2 separate regions of the Homo sapiens genome follow, and region 1 is linked to region 2. Evidence: chromatin loops called from intact Hi-C (ENCODE). Cell type or tissue: natural killer cell. All regions are shown on one strand. Each heading gives the region's core, and the rest is flanking DNA. Links, peaks and the distances in the headings are about the cores only.

Evidence for each region. A loop is a pair of places that touch in the nucleus more often than their neighbours do. Peaks named below come from ENCODE experiments on the same cell type or tissue, not always from the same donor. Only the 100,000 strongest peaks of a DNase experiment are listed, where the experiment ranks them.
Region 1: a loop joins it to region 2, with 17 times the contacts of the local background. A loop is called at or near these places in 5 of 110 quality-filtered maps.

The regions. Positions count from the first base shown.
Region 1 is chr2:235,635,822-235,642,062 of GRCh38, forward strand. All of the region lies in intron 1 of AGAP1 (ArfGAP with GTPase domain, ankyrin repeat and PH domain 1), which reads left to right. Among named protein-coding and RNA genes, the nearest start is that of TNRC17, 120 kb to the left of the region's middle. In natural killer cell, for the core only: no CTCF peak of the experiment used is centred there; no DNase peak of the experiment used is centred there; H3K27ac peaks cover 1,043 bases.
Region 2 is chr2:235,743,277-235,749,517 of GRCh38, forward strand. AGAP1 (ArfGAP with GTPase domain, ankyrin repeat and PH domain 1) reads left to right here. Exons shown (of 18, transcript NM_001037131.3): 5 at 1,422-1,563. It overlaps LOC105373942 (a long non-coding RNA gene), which reads right to left. Exons shown (of 4, transcript XR_001739943.3): 4 at 4,422-4,485. Among named protein-coding and RNA genes, the nearest start is that of TNRC17, 230 kb to the left of the region's middle. In natural killer cell, for the core only: CTCF peaks have their summits at 3,255 (motif pointing left) and 3,458; a DNase peak (open chromatin) is centred at 3,235.

The DNA of each region.
Region 1 (6,241 bases), core at 667-5,666, 110 kb before region 2:
GTCTCATCTTAGACCGGGCACAGTGACTCATGCCTGTAATCCCAGCACTTTGGGAGGCTGAGGCAGGTGGATCTTGAGGTCAGGAGTTCAACACCAGCCTGGCCAACATGGTGAAACCCCGTCTCTACTAAAACTACAAAAATGAGCTGGGCATGGGGGTGCATGCCTGTAATCCCAGCTACTTGGGAGGCTGAGGCAGGAGAATAGCTTGAACCCGGAAGGTGGAGGTTGCAGTGAGCCGAGATCGTGCCAGTGAACTCCAGCCTGGGCAACAAGAGCGAGACTCTGTCTCAGTAAATAAATAAATAAATAAATAAATAAATAAATAAATAAAGTCTCATCTTATGGAGCAAAAGATTCTAAAGAGAAAGGCTGGTCCTGAATTTCATCCAGCTTGGTTCTGGTTTCTTCTCCTTTCTTCAGCGAGTGCAGGGCCTTTATCCTTGGGGCACCTTTCTGGGACTTTATCTGGCTGTGTGCAGACAGACAGGAAAGTGTCCCCTGCCCCCAATTTTTGGGATGACCACTAAAAAATGAACACACCCACTCAGGGAGCGTTTGTGGGATCACTGAAGTCAAATAATTTACACCCAGGAGAAAGCCCTTCGCTGTGGATGTGTTCATGCCTGTGGAAAGGGAAGTTGGCTATCTGGTCTCGAACCCTCAGTCACTGTCAGGGACGGCAGAGAACTCATCCAGAAACCAAGTGTTGATGTGAAGCCTCCCCTTCCAGAGGCCCCCCAGCGTCCACTCCCCTAGGCATCCCTCACTTCTGGACCCTCCACATCAGCATCCCATGACATTGGGCTAGACTCACTGTTCCAGGACTCCGCTGGCCCAGAGGTGAGTCGGCCTGACCAAGTCGTCGTGTCATCACTTGTTGGGGGTTGAAGTCCTAACGCCCGGTGCCTATGAATGTGATCGTCTCTCAGAATGGAAATAAGGTCGTCGCAGATGTAATTATTTAGGATGAGGTCATGCCAGAGTGGGGTGGGCCCCTCATCTAATATGATGGATGTCCTTCTGAGAAGGGAAATTTGGACGCAGATGCACAGAGGGAGAACATCATGTCAAGGCTGCGGTAATGCTTCTACAAGCCAAAAAGAATGCCAAGGATAACCAGACAGCCGCCAGAAGCCAGGACAGAGGCTCGCAGCAGACCCTCCCTCACCGCCCCTAAAGGAACCCGCCCTGCTGACGCTTTGATCTTGGACTTCTGGCCTCCAGAACTGTGAGACAATGTATGTCTGTTTCTGAAGCCACTCAGATTGTGGCACTTTGTTAGAGCAGCCCCAGGAAACTAAAACGTCACCTGACTCACTGTGGGATTCAGCATCTTGTACGAGGCAGGTGCCACTGGTCTCAGTTTCTTTGTCTGTAAAATGAGGCTAAGACCTGCTTTATACAGTGGTAGTGACAGTTTGCCCAGCACCTCCTAGGACCTCAAAATGTGACTTTTTTTAAAAGACAGAGCCTTACTCTGTCACCCAGGCTGGGCTGGAGTACAGTGGCGCGGTCATAGCTCACTGCAGCCTCGACCTCCTGGGTTCAAGTGATCCTTCCACCTCAGCCCCGCAAGTGACTAGGACCACAGGTGCATGCCACCATGCCTAGCTAATTGTATTATTATTTTTTTTTTTTTGTAGAGACAGGGTCTCACTATGTTGCCAGGTTGGTCTTGAACTCCTGGACTCAAGCTATCCTCCTGCCTCAGCCTCCTGAGTAGCTGGGATTACAGGTATGAGCCACCGTGCTCGGCCTTCATTATTATTTTTAGGACAAAAGTGAAGGTGGAAAGTTCGGACCAGTGGGCTGTATGTTTCAGAACTTTACACATAGGAAGAGGAAGTATTGTGTATGGAAGAAAGTGAGTGTTGCATTATTCAGGGTTCTCAGAGAAGCAGAACCATATGGAAGAGGAGGTCTGTTAGGGGAATTGGTTCGTGAGATTATGGAGGTCCAGAAGCCTCATGATCTGTCTGCACACTGGAGAACTGGGAAGACTGGTGGCATCCTTCAGCCCGAGAACCAGGAGCTCTGATGTCCGAGTGCAGGAAGAGACAGATGTTCCAGCTCCAACAGAGAGAGTGAGTTTGCCCTTCCTCCACCTTTTTGCCCTCTTTGGGTCCTCAGTGGATTGGGTGATGCCCTCTGCATGGGTGAGGCAGATTATCTTTACTCGTTCTACTGATCGAGCTGTTATCTCTTCCAGGAACACCCTCATAGACACACCCACAAATAATATCTTACCGGCTGTTGGGGCGTTCCTTGGCCCAGTGAAATGCCCAGTCAAACTGACACGTAACATTAACCATAACAGGTGTGGGTAGACAGTCAGGAGAGCAAGACTCTAGTTGGTTCTGTCACACAGCAGAGCTGCGTGGCCTGGGTATACTCCTCCCATCTGCCTGGGCTGCTGTATCCTGGGCTATAAGGTAGGAGGTTCGATCAGATTACCCTGAGATGTGCTGTGAGAGGTGAGTGTGGCCCCCTCACAGTTGCAGCTCTTCGAACGGGAGCCTGGAGACTCCAGGCCTATGTCTTGGGAGGTGCACTGCACAGGGTGGCTGCTCTGTAAACCTTGACTGAAGTCGTGGGGAAAACTGCAGTGTGCTCCAAGAACAAATTGTGAATAGAGACTAGTTAAAATAAACATCACAATGGCGATGGAAAATGTTATTTCACTTTATTAAGTTAAAAACAAGTTATAAAATAGTAGGTCACATATAAGCTCAGTTTTGTATTTAAAAACCCTCAAAACTGTATATATGCCCAGAAAAAAGACAGGAAAGAAAGATACCACAGTATGAATGGTGGTTCCCAATTAGTAGGAGAACTAGGAGCCATCATTGTCTTTGCTTTCCAGAGAATAATAGCGTGGTGTCCTGGAGTCACATGGCTGCTCTGGCTTGCCAGTGGAGAACAGGCTGAGGCCGGAGGAGGAGGGAGCAGCCAGGAAGCTGGTTACAACCCAGGCGGAGGGCTGGCGTGGGCCTCAGGGGTCTTCAGCCTCAGCACTATTGACATTTTGTGCCGGATAATTATTTGTCCTGTGCATGTCAGGATGTTCAGGAGCATCTCTGGCCTCTACCTACTAGATGCCAGTAACATCTCTTCCAGTTGCGGTGACCAAAAATGTCTTCAGGCAATCCAGATCAAATGTCCACTGGGGGGCAGAATCACCTGCTGAGACCCACTGGTTAAAATAGTGTCAGTAGGGGTGGAGAGAAGGGGACAAAAGAGTCTTAGAGCCATTTGAGAGGGAGCTTCTAGAGGACTTGATGGATGGAATTTGGTCAAGGCAGGAATGAGGGTGGATGTGGGGCATGGGGAATTGGACGGATGATAGTGGCCCACAGGTTGAGAGAGGGGATGGGTTCAGCTTTGGCCATGCTGTTGTGAGTCTGTGGTTCCCAGGGAGCAGCTGAGTAGGCTGTTGGGTGAGTGGTTCTCAAGCTCAGAGCTGAGCTGGGGGCATCCATTTGAAGGTTATGGGAAGATGGAAAGCACGCCCTGGAGGTGGGTGGGTGAGCTCACCCAGGACCACGGTGTGGCCTGAGAAGTCGGCCTGCGATAGAACCCGGGGAATCCCAGTGTTTCCAGGGTGGGCAGAGGAAGAGGAGGCTGGGAAGGGAATTTGTTTCTCTGGCCAGAGCTGTTGCTCAGCGACTGTTGGCTGGTGAGGATGAGGCTCATGAACAGATGTGGAAACATCGTGGGATGATCTCATGGTGGGTGGGACTTGTCGCCGTCATGCACTCAGCACTCTCTGGCCTTTATTGGTCAAGCTGCCTGCTGTGTTTCTGGTGCCCAAATGTTCTGGGCACACTGTTGTTTGGGGAAGAATCGCAGGGACTCTCCTTCACTCTTAGATAGTGGCAGCGCTTGCCTCGCTGCATCTCGTGTTCTCAAAATCAGCACATGCCATCCCACATTCTAGACCATCCAGTTTTGCTTCTCAGGCTCTGAAAAACACTTTTAAGAGCAGGTTAAACTGTTCTCGGACTTCTTTTTGGATTATTTGCAACGTCTTGAGGGGTCCACGGATTGATAGAGTCAGCAGGGATGGACAGTTTCCCCTTCAGCACCTTTATAGTTGTAATTTGCCCATGATGGGGTTAGAGACCCACAGTTGCTCAAAAGCAGTTTTTGTTTTTCTTGATAGCTGGATTTGGGTTATCTCTCAGGAAGCGGTTAGCAGTCTTTAGGGCAACCTAATTGCATTTCTTTGTTTACAAGCACTTAACTTCATCCCTCTCAGGCGCACACCAGCACTGTCTATCACTAATACTGGCAGTTCTAGGGTGAGGTGGACAGTTGCTCTTAGTCAGAAACTCACTTTGCTGTTTTCCACTAGATTCCCAGATAGAGAAGGACAGTTGTTTCAGGCAAGCTTAAGACCCTGTAACATTTCTTGCCCTTTTTGATTTGAACTCCCATCTCCCTAGCTCTGGCTTGTTTTACCCTGCAGTTAAAAGAGAAAATGATCTCTACTGGCTATATGGCCTCAGGCCAGGAGAAAAGGTGCTGTTCCTTCCAGCAGAAATTCAAGGGTCCAGGGAGGCTGGCCCAACCCAGGTCAGAAGGATAATCTCAGAAAAAGAAGGAAGCATGCATTACCCATCTCAGAACTTAGGAACAAGAAAATCCTAAAACTCCAAAGGACCATTTTTCCCCACTGACAGGCCCAGCTTAATTAGAGACCAGCTAGGAGTTGCATTTCCTGGTTGTTTACTGACTGTTCTCTTCGGTAAACAGCTTCAGCCTGTAATTAAGCTGTCTAATTGGCAATGACTGCAGGAAAAACCATGAATGGGGCTGGCCTCCCTCTCTAGCCCCTGTGTCTGCTGTCTGTTACCTACCACCATTTTTATTCCCCTGTCTTCTATTAAAAATGTCGTGGGGGCAAATTCTAAAGAATAGTCTAGGCAGGCAAACCCTTTGAACTTCACTTTGCAAACCTGCCTGAGAGTGAGTCTGAGAGGCAAATTCTTTTTCTTTCCACTTGAAGAAGTGTCAGAAATTTGGTGGATTGGAAAAGATGGGAGAGAAAAGTCCAGGAGTCCTGACTGCTTTCACTCATTTAGGTGGGCTGGCAAGCAGTGCTGGCTGCTCCACCTGTTTTCCTGCCTAATAACAGTGTCTTTTATAGTTGTCTGATAACAATGTCTTTTATAATGTCTCATAACTCTGCCTTTTTGTAATGACCGGCCTAATACCTTTGCCTACAATAGTTCTTTTTTCCTCTGGGAGTTTAACTCAGGTTGTGATTAGAGAGTATTTCCCATAAATCACGCAAAGCACATGTCCTGCCCACCAGCCAATTACAGAAATGGAGTTGGTCAGACCTACACTTTATCTGAAACAATGCATAATGGGAGTTTTGAACTAAAAAAATTACCCTCTAATGTTACAAATATGATTCAGGCAAATAAAACTGCAGATGTATGTGTAAGTCCTCAGTACTGCGATTCTTTCTTTCTCTCTCTCTTTCTCTTTCTCCTCCCTCCCTCCCTCTCTTCCTTCCTTCCTTTTTTTTTTTTTTTAAGTGTCCTGGTTGTGTTAGGGTAATTTGTGATTTAAAAAGAAATGCCTCTCCTCTCCCCGACCCGATTTTTTTTTTTCTTTTTTGGTAGGATGCCTCCCTTTGCATTCCAAGGCAGCACTTCAAGCAGCACTTTGGTAAATGTCAAAAAGTTGGAGAGGCTGAGTGGGTTGCGTGGCCCGTCTGTGCCTGTGGGCTCCTCTCCCGCCCACGCGGCTGTGCCTCTCACTCAGAACCCTGCCTCTCTTGTGTTTGTCCCAAGGCTTTACTTTCCCCCCCACATACGTTCAGTGGCATTATTTGTTACATTTTTAAAAATACATATTTTATTTATTTCACAAACAATGTTACTGGCATAATGTTACCACACTATAGGATATAATGGTTGAAGAATGATTTCCCATAATCTAATTTCAACACATTACCTGATTCAGTATTCTGTGTCCTCTCCAGCCTTGCTTTTCTCTGTGCACAGGTATGACCTGATTCCAGTGCTTTTTAAGAATTATTAGCATTTTCTGCATTGCTCCTTGGCCTTCACAGTTATCATTTGAACAGTGGCACAAGATTCTCTGAAACTGCTCCTCTGTCTTCATTCCCATTTTGTGAGCATTTAAGCCGTTTACTGTTGATTGTCCATTTCTTCAGGTATCTTCTTACATCATCTTGCTTCTTTACTCAGCATAAAGCCTCGTA
Region 2 (6,241 bases), core at 573-5,572:
CCCTTAGGAGATGAGAGCCACAGTTCACGTTTCCTCCGGGTGGATGCTCAGATGGGCTTCAGCTCCCGGCTCGGGAACTGAGGTCTGGTTCCGGGTCAGCCAGTACTCTTTATGGGCGCAGTGGGAGTCTGCTCCTCCTGCTTTCTTAGAAGAGACAGGAAGAGCCTTTCTCAAGGCAGAGAAGAGGAAAAGGAGATGCCTTCCGTCAGCCTTGGTCCTGGCACTCTCTGTGGGAGCTGCTATCACGATCTTCCCAGGTCTCTCCCGGCCTTCTTTGTTTTCAAGTCCTCATTCTCATTTAATTTTGTATTTATCACTAGAACTTTGGGTTAAGTTTTACCATGTACATGTTTTACATATAACTGAATGCACTTTTCACTTACATGCAGAAGTCAGAGTTTAACCTGTTAAAAACTTAGACCAAATGTATTAGAGGTGATAACCTTGGCCATAAAAACCTATCTAGGAACTACAGCTTCTTTTAGGGAAAGCAGACGGGATGGATTTCGGTTTTGTTTTTCAAATTTGCACTTGGAAAGAGAAGGATCTTTGTTGCCAGATAGAGCTGATGTCAGATGTGCTGCGCTGGTTGCAGTGAGTGTGGGAAGTCTCTGCCCTGCAGGCAGCCTCCACTCACTCAGCTCCAGTTTTCCAAGATGGCTGTTGGTACTAAATGAGGTACTAGTATATGCCTGACAGTGTGGGTATCTGTCAAAAGAGGATGTGATGTAGGTTCAACTGGCAAGACAAGAATAAAATGAATACGGCAAAGCAAGAACAAAATGGCGAGAGTGAGGCTATTGTGAAGTTTTCTTCCCTAAGTTTTGTTAATTTCCCTGAAAATAAGTAGTCATTTCTTTGCAGAGGTGCAGCAGGAGTTCAGCCAAGGATGAGCCTGGGTTGAATCTTTACCCTTCAACAGAGTAGGCCAGCCGCTGCGGTAGCGAGTGGGAAGGACTGAGGGGTGGGGAGGTTCTGAGCAGGCATGAGGGGTCCAGCAAGGCTTCCTTAAGAGGTTGAGAGTACAGTGGAAAGCCTTAGGGCTTGAGGGGCTCTGGCAGGAGGTGGGTCTGGCCTTCTGTCTGCGGGGCCGCCTTGGCAGGTCGGGGCAGCGGGCGGACAGGCCAGGAGCATGAGGACCGCGGGGACACTGTGTGGTTTGTGTCCTCTGAAGACAGAGTGGCTTGGGTGGGAACAGGATGAAGGGCCCATTCCCAAGGGGAACACCAGGCATGGTGTGCTCAGGAGGAGGACGTGGATGCCGTGACAGTGTGTAAAAGTGACAGTCAAAAGTCAAGCACCCAGTGTGTGACCGAGGGGATTCCTGCAGCCCCCTGCTGCCTGCCGCCATGCAGACATCTCTGTTCTTAATCAAGCCTGCTCACTCAGCTCCTGCTCTCCTCCCCTTCTTCTCTCCCTAGTTTGCCATGTGGGTGGACGCTGTTATATTTGTCTTCAGCTTGGAGGATGAAATAAGTTTCCAGACCGTTTACCACTACTACAGTCGAATGGCCAACTATCGGAACACGAGCGAGATTCCTCTGGTTCTGGTGGGAACCCAGGGTGAGTGATGTTCGTGTGCAGATTGTTTTGAAAGGGTTCTAACAGTTACATATTTTCAGTATGGAGGAGTTTAAAAAATGCTTTAAAGAAGGAAAAATTGCCTACTGAACGCTCACTTTTTTGGGAAAAATTATGGAACTGAAATGATCACATTTCCTGATTTGATTCTATGGTGAAACCACTCATTTAACAACCTGAAAACAACACACACACACATATCCCAGGTGCTTTATGAAAAATAAAATCTATTTTCCCTTGTTTTCTGGAAAAAAAATATATATGTGTGTGTGTATATGTTTTGTATATATATAGTCAAATACATATATATATTTTCTGCTATATTTTAATTCTCTGTTCTATAAAATGATTTATAAACAATCTATTAAAGCTTATCTTTCAGTGCACCTTGAAAATAGTGCTGATTTTGAACATAGAGCAGTTCTGTTTATTAAGTTCTGTTTGTCACCGTCTTATGATCTGTATCTTATTTTTAATCTGACAGGCCCCTCAGACAGAGAATCCAACTGGGCACATTTCTTGTTTTCTCTGAGGGTCACTTCGAACTTGGTCTCTTAGTGGAGTGGCCGTCACATGGCCTGAGACACAATGTCCTCGCTCTTGATCACAGACCTATGGTTGTGCTGGGTCTGCCACTAGGGTCTAAGATGTCACGTAGGATGTTTGTAAAAGTCAGATGGAGGTTAGCTTTACAACTGCTTTGTCAGAAATATGGGTAACATACAAATAATCCTATCAGGAAAAATTGTATATCCCTTCATTTTTGTTGTGGCTATGAATAGACTGTTTTGCGAATTCTTTTAGAATGAGCCTATCTGACATGCCCATCCATGCTCTGATGTGAGACGCTTCTCTTTAGGACGTCAGCTGTACATACTGCACTAGGTGTGGTCTAAGTAGGAGGTTGCCCAGGCAGATGATTGGCTGCTTGATCACGAACCTACAAAAGCCCAGATAAATAGTGTGGCATAAACCACAAACATTTTCCAGCCAGACGTGGTGGCTCACGCCTGTAATTCCAGCACTTTGGGAGGCCCAGGCAGGTGGGATCAGTTGAAGTCAGGAGTTGACCAGCCTGGCCCACATGGTGAAACCCTGTCTGTACTAAAAATAGAAAAATTAGCCAGGCATGGTGGTGCATGCCTGTAATACCAGCTGCTCAGGAGGCTGAGGCAGGAGGATCACTTGAACCCAGGAAGCAGAGGTTGCAGTGAGCTGAGATCACGCCATTGCACTCCAGCCTGGGTGACAGAGTGAGATTCTGTCTCAAAAAAATAAAAAGCCGGGCATGTTGGCGGGTGTCTGTAATCCCAGCTACTTGGGAGGCTGAGGCAGGAGAATCTTTTGAATCTGGGGAGATGGAGGTTGCAGTGAGCCAAGATCGTGCCACTGCACTCCAGCCTGGTAGACAGAGGGAGACTCCATCTCAAGGGAAAAAAAAAACAAAACTATAAGTATCTTTTCAGTGTGCTAGATGAGAGATGTTAGAGTTGGGCTTCCTGGAGAGCACCTCCCCCAACTTTTTTTTTTTTTTTTTTTTTTTTTTTTTTTTTTAAAGCGTACGTGGTCGCTCTCACTCCTGAAACCTTCAGAGCCAGAGCTCTGTTTAATCCTAACACAGAAGGGAGGAGGGATTCTTAGGCCTAATGCACCCTCTAGTGTTCACCAGGAGACAAGGCCGCACCACCCAAAAGTCCTTGGTTCTTGTGAGAATGCAGAGTTGCCGTATTTGAGGTGGCATCTTGAAAATGCCTAATCGTGTTTTAAAGTGGATGCTCATCCACAGCAGATTCTGCTTAAAGCTGCCTTGAAGTCGAATAGAGAAATTCCGAATAAGCTCCCCTTCCTGCAGGCCCGACCGTGGCATTTTTGAGCAGGGTCCTTCGGGGCTGTGTGTGCAGACACCACTCACAGGCTGCTGGAGCTCAGGAGGTTTGACTTTAGGACTCAGAATGGGCTTTTGCTTAGACTCACTGTGAAAAGTGACAGTGAAGTTCCCAGCCTGGAAAGATCCCCTGCGATCAGGTTCTGTTCTCTGAGTTCTGAGTACACATCCATGTTCCATCAGTAGGAAGGGAGTGTCTGAGATCCCGGGAGTTGGGACCACACACACCTGCGTGTGACTGGCTGCTGGCTGGGTGACCTTGACACCTGGGACTTTGGTGGGGTTCAACAGGAATTCCCAGAAGACACTCAGTGCATCCGTGGGTATGTGATAGGCATCTTAACAATGGCTGCTTTTGTTCCTCATATTTCAATCTGCGACCAGTGTTCCAGGGTCCTGCCTGGAATCCTGAACCCCACCCCCCACTGTCCCTGCCCCTGGAGGCAGCGTATCCCTCTGAGTCTCCTGCCTGAGCCAAGGGGCACATCGAGCCTCCTGCCAGGGTGGCTGCTTAGATTCTCGAGAAACCCTGATGAAGTTGAAGTCCTTGAGTAAAAGAAAGTACCCCCATTTATTCCCATGAATTCCATGAACATCCGTTGATCGGATGTGGAAAGATGCCCAGGAAGGCCCCAGGGGAGTGTGTGCGTGTGCGAGGGTGGCCTCTGGGGTTGGGAGGTAAGTCAGCCCCACACCCTCCCGGGGTGAACAGGTAAGCTGGCCCCACGCCCTCCCGGGGTGAGCAGGTAAGCGGGCCCCATGCCCTCCCTGCAGGACTCCTCTTAGCTGGGCCACCCCCAGATGAACCAGAACGAAAAGTTGCAATCAGGGCTGTATTCCTCACCTGCGGGATTCTCTTGGTCCTTCCCTAGACTTCAGGGAGCACCCCAGAAAGCCTGATGGCAGGAAGCTGGCATGCACGTGGGCTCTGAGGGTCCCTGCCGCGACGCTTGCTTCCTGCGTGCAGACTTGCTCTCCGTGAAGCCCGTGCTCGGCTGCTCTTTCAGGGGTTTGGCTTCCTGGGATGCCAGAGACAAAAGAGGGATCAGGTTGTCTAGGAAGGCACCTGGCATTTCTCTTCCTGCTGCTTTGGGGTAGGCAGCGTTAGAGGTCAGAGCATATGGGATGGGAAAGAACGGAAGAGGAATTAGGTTCATTGCCAAAGGATTCCTGGGCTGGGGTGAGGCCTCCGCCCGCTGGCGGGAGGGGCAGCTCTGCCAGCAGGAGCTCTTTCTGGGCAGTAGCCAAGGACTGCACGAATGTTCATAATTGGGCAAGATGGGAATGAATGAGGTAATCATTTAATGTTTGTTAAACAAGTTCTGTTTTAAAGACTTGCAAATTAAATTGATTTGAGGGAGAAGCACGATCTGTAAAAAGCTACGGAGTTAAAAGTGGAATGAAAATGAGACAGGTATAGAACCGAAATGCGAGTGCAGAAGCCCGTTTTGGTGCAGTGGCAGAGATTCCCGTGGTGCACCTTTGAAGCCGAAATTTGACAGAAACCAAGCGAGCATGCCGCTGAGGACGGAGGGGCTGCGGGATTGCTCGGCCGCAGGTCAGGGTCTCATGGAAGCTGGGTGGATGCTATGTGGCCTGTGTTTTCAAAATTATCCTAGAGCATTGAAACATCATGGACTTGTAACTTCTTTTTACAATTAAAAAGAAATGTTTATACTTAAAAAAAAAACTTTCTTTTCTTAAATGTTGTGAAATGCAAGTCAGATTTACTAATCAGCAAGACAAGAAGGCAGGACGAGGTGCCCTTTGACCGTATCCCTGGAACGGGGGTGCAGCCTATGGAGGCTGTAGTGGTGATTGTCAGAGAAGAAACCCTTAACTGCAGAGTTCACTTGCCTTCCAGTAACGAGGAAACGTCAGCCCAACCCTATTTCATAGGGCTAAGAAAATAACATGAGAAAAGAGAAAAGAAAAAACTGAATAAATTCCTCAGGACATCACTTTTTAAATATACTTCAAAAAATGAAGTTCTCAAATGCCCTTTCTCCACAAAAATAAAATGTCAAAGGTGGTCGCTCTGTTGTATAACTTTGCTGCTATTTCTTTGACTGGTGGAGAAATCCTGTTGGTGGATTTTTGTTTAAAGAGTTGTTTATTGTTTTCTTTGGCATAAGAGCCTTCAAGCCCTATGAAAAAGATTCAGGTTAGGAAACTGTCTCTGAAGGCTGGGCGCAGTGGCTCACGCCTGTAATCCCAACACTTTGGGAGGCCCAGGCGGGTGGATCACTTGAGGCCAGGAGTTGAGACCAGCCTGGCCAACATGGTGAAACCCCGTGTCGACTAAAAATACAAAAAATTAGCTGGGCATGGTGGTGAGTACCTGTAATCCCAGCTACTTGGGAGCCTGAGGCAGGAGAATCATTTGAAACCAGGAGGCAGAGGTTGCAGTGAGCCAGCTCACGCCACTGTACTCCAGCCTGGGCGACACAGTGAGACTCCATCTCATTAAAAAAAAAGAAAAAAAAAGCTGTCTGTGAAAAGTCCTCTCTCCTCCCTAAGCCCTGTGGCTGTTCACATTCCAGCTCCTCATTTCTCTGTTCCACGTGCCACTGTAACTCAATAGTAATGGAATGGATGGGGCAGGGCTGGGGGTGGGGAATCCTGGCAGCTGAGCTTAAAAAAAAAAAAAGCTCAGTTTCTTTTTTAGGAAACTGGTGCCGACATCCCTGTGCAGCTGCTCAAACGCCCCCGTGTGCACACATGACTTAGATTGGGGGGATCCAGGTCACCTGTGACCCTGAGGGGGTCCATCAA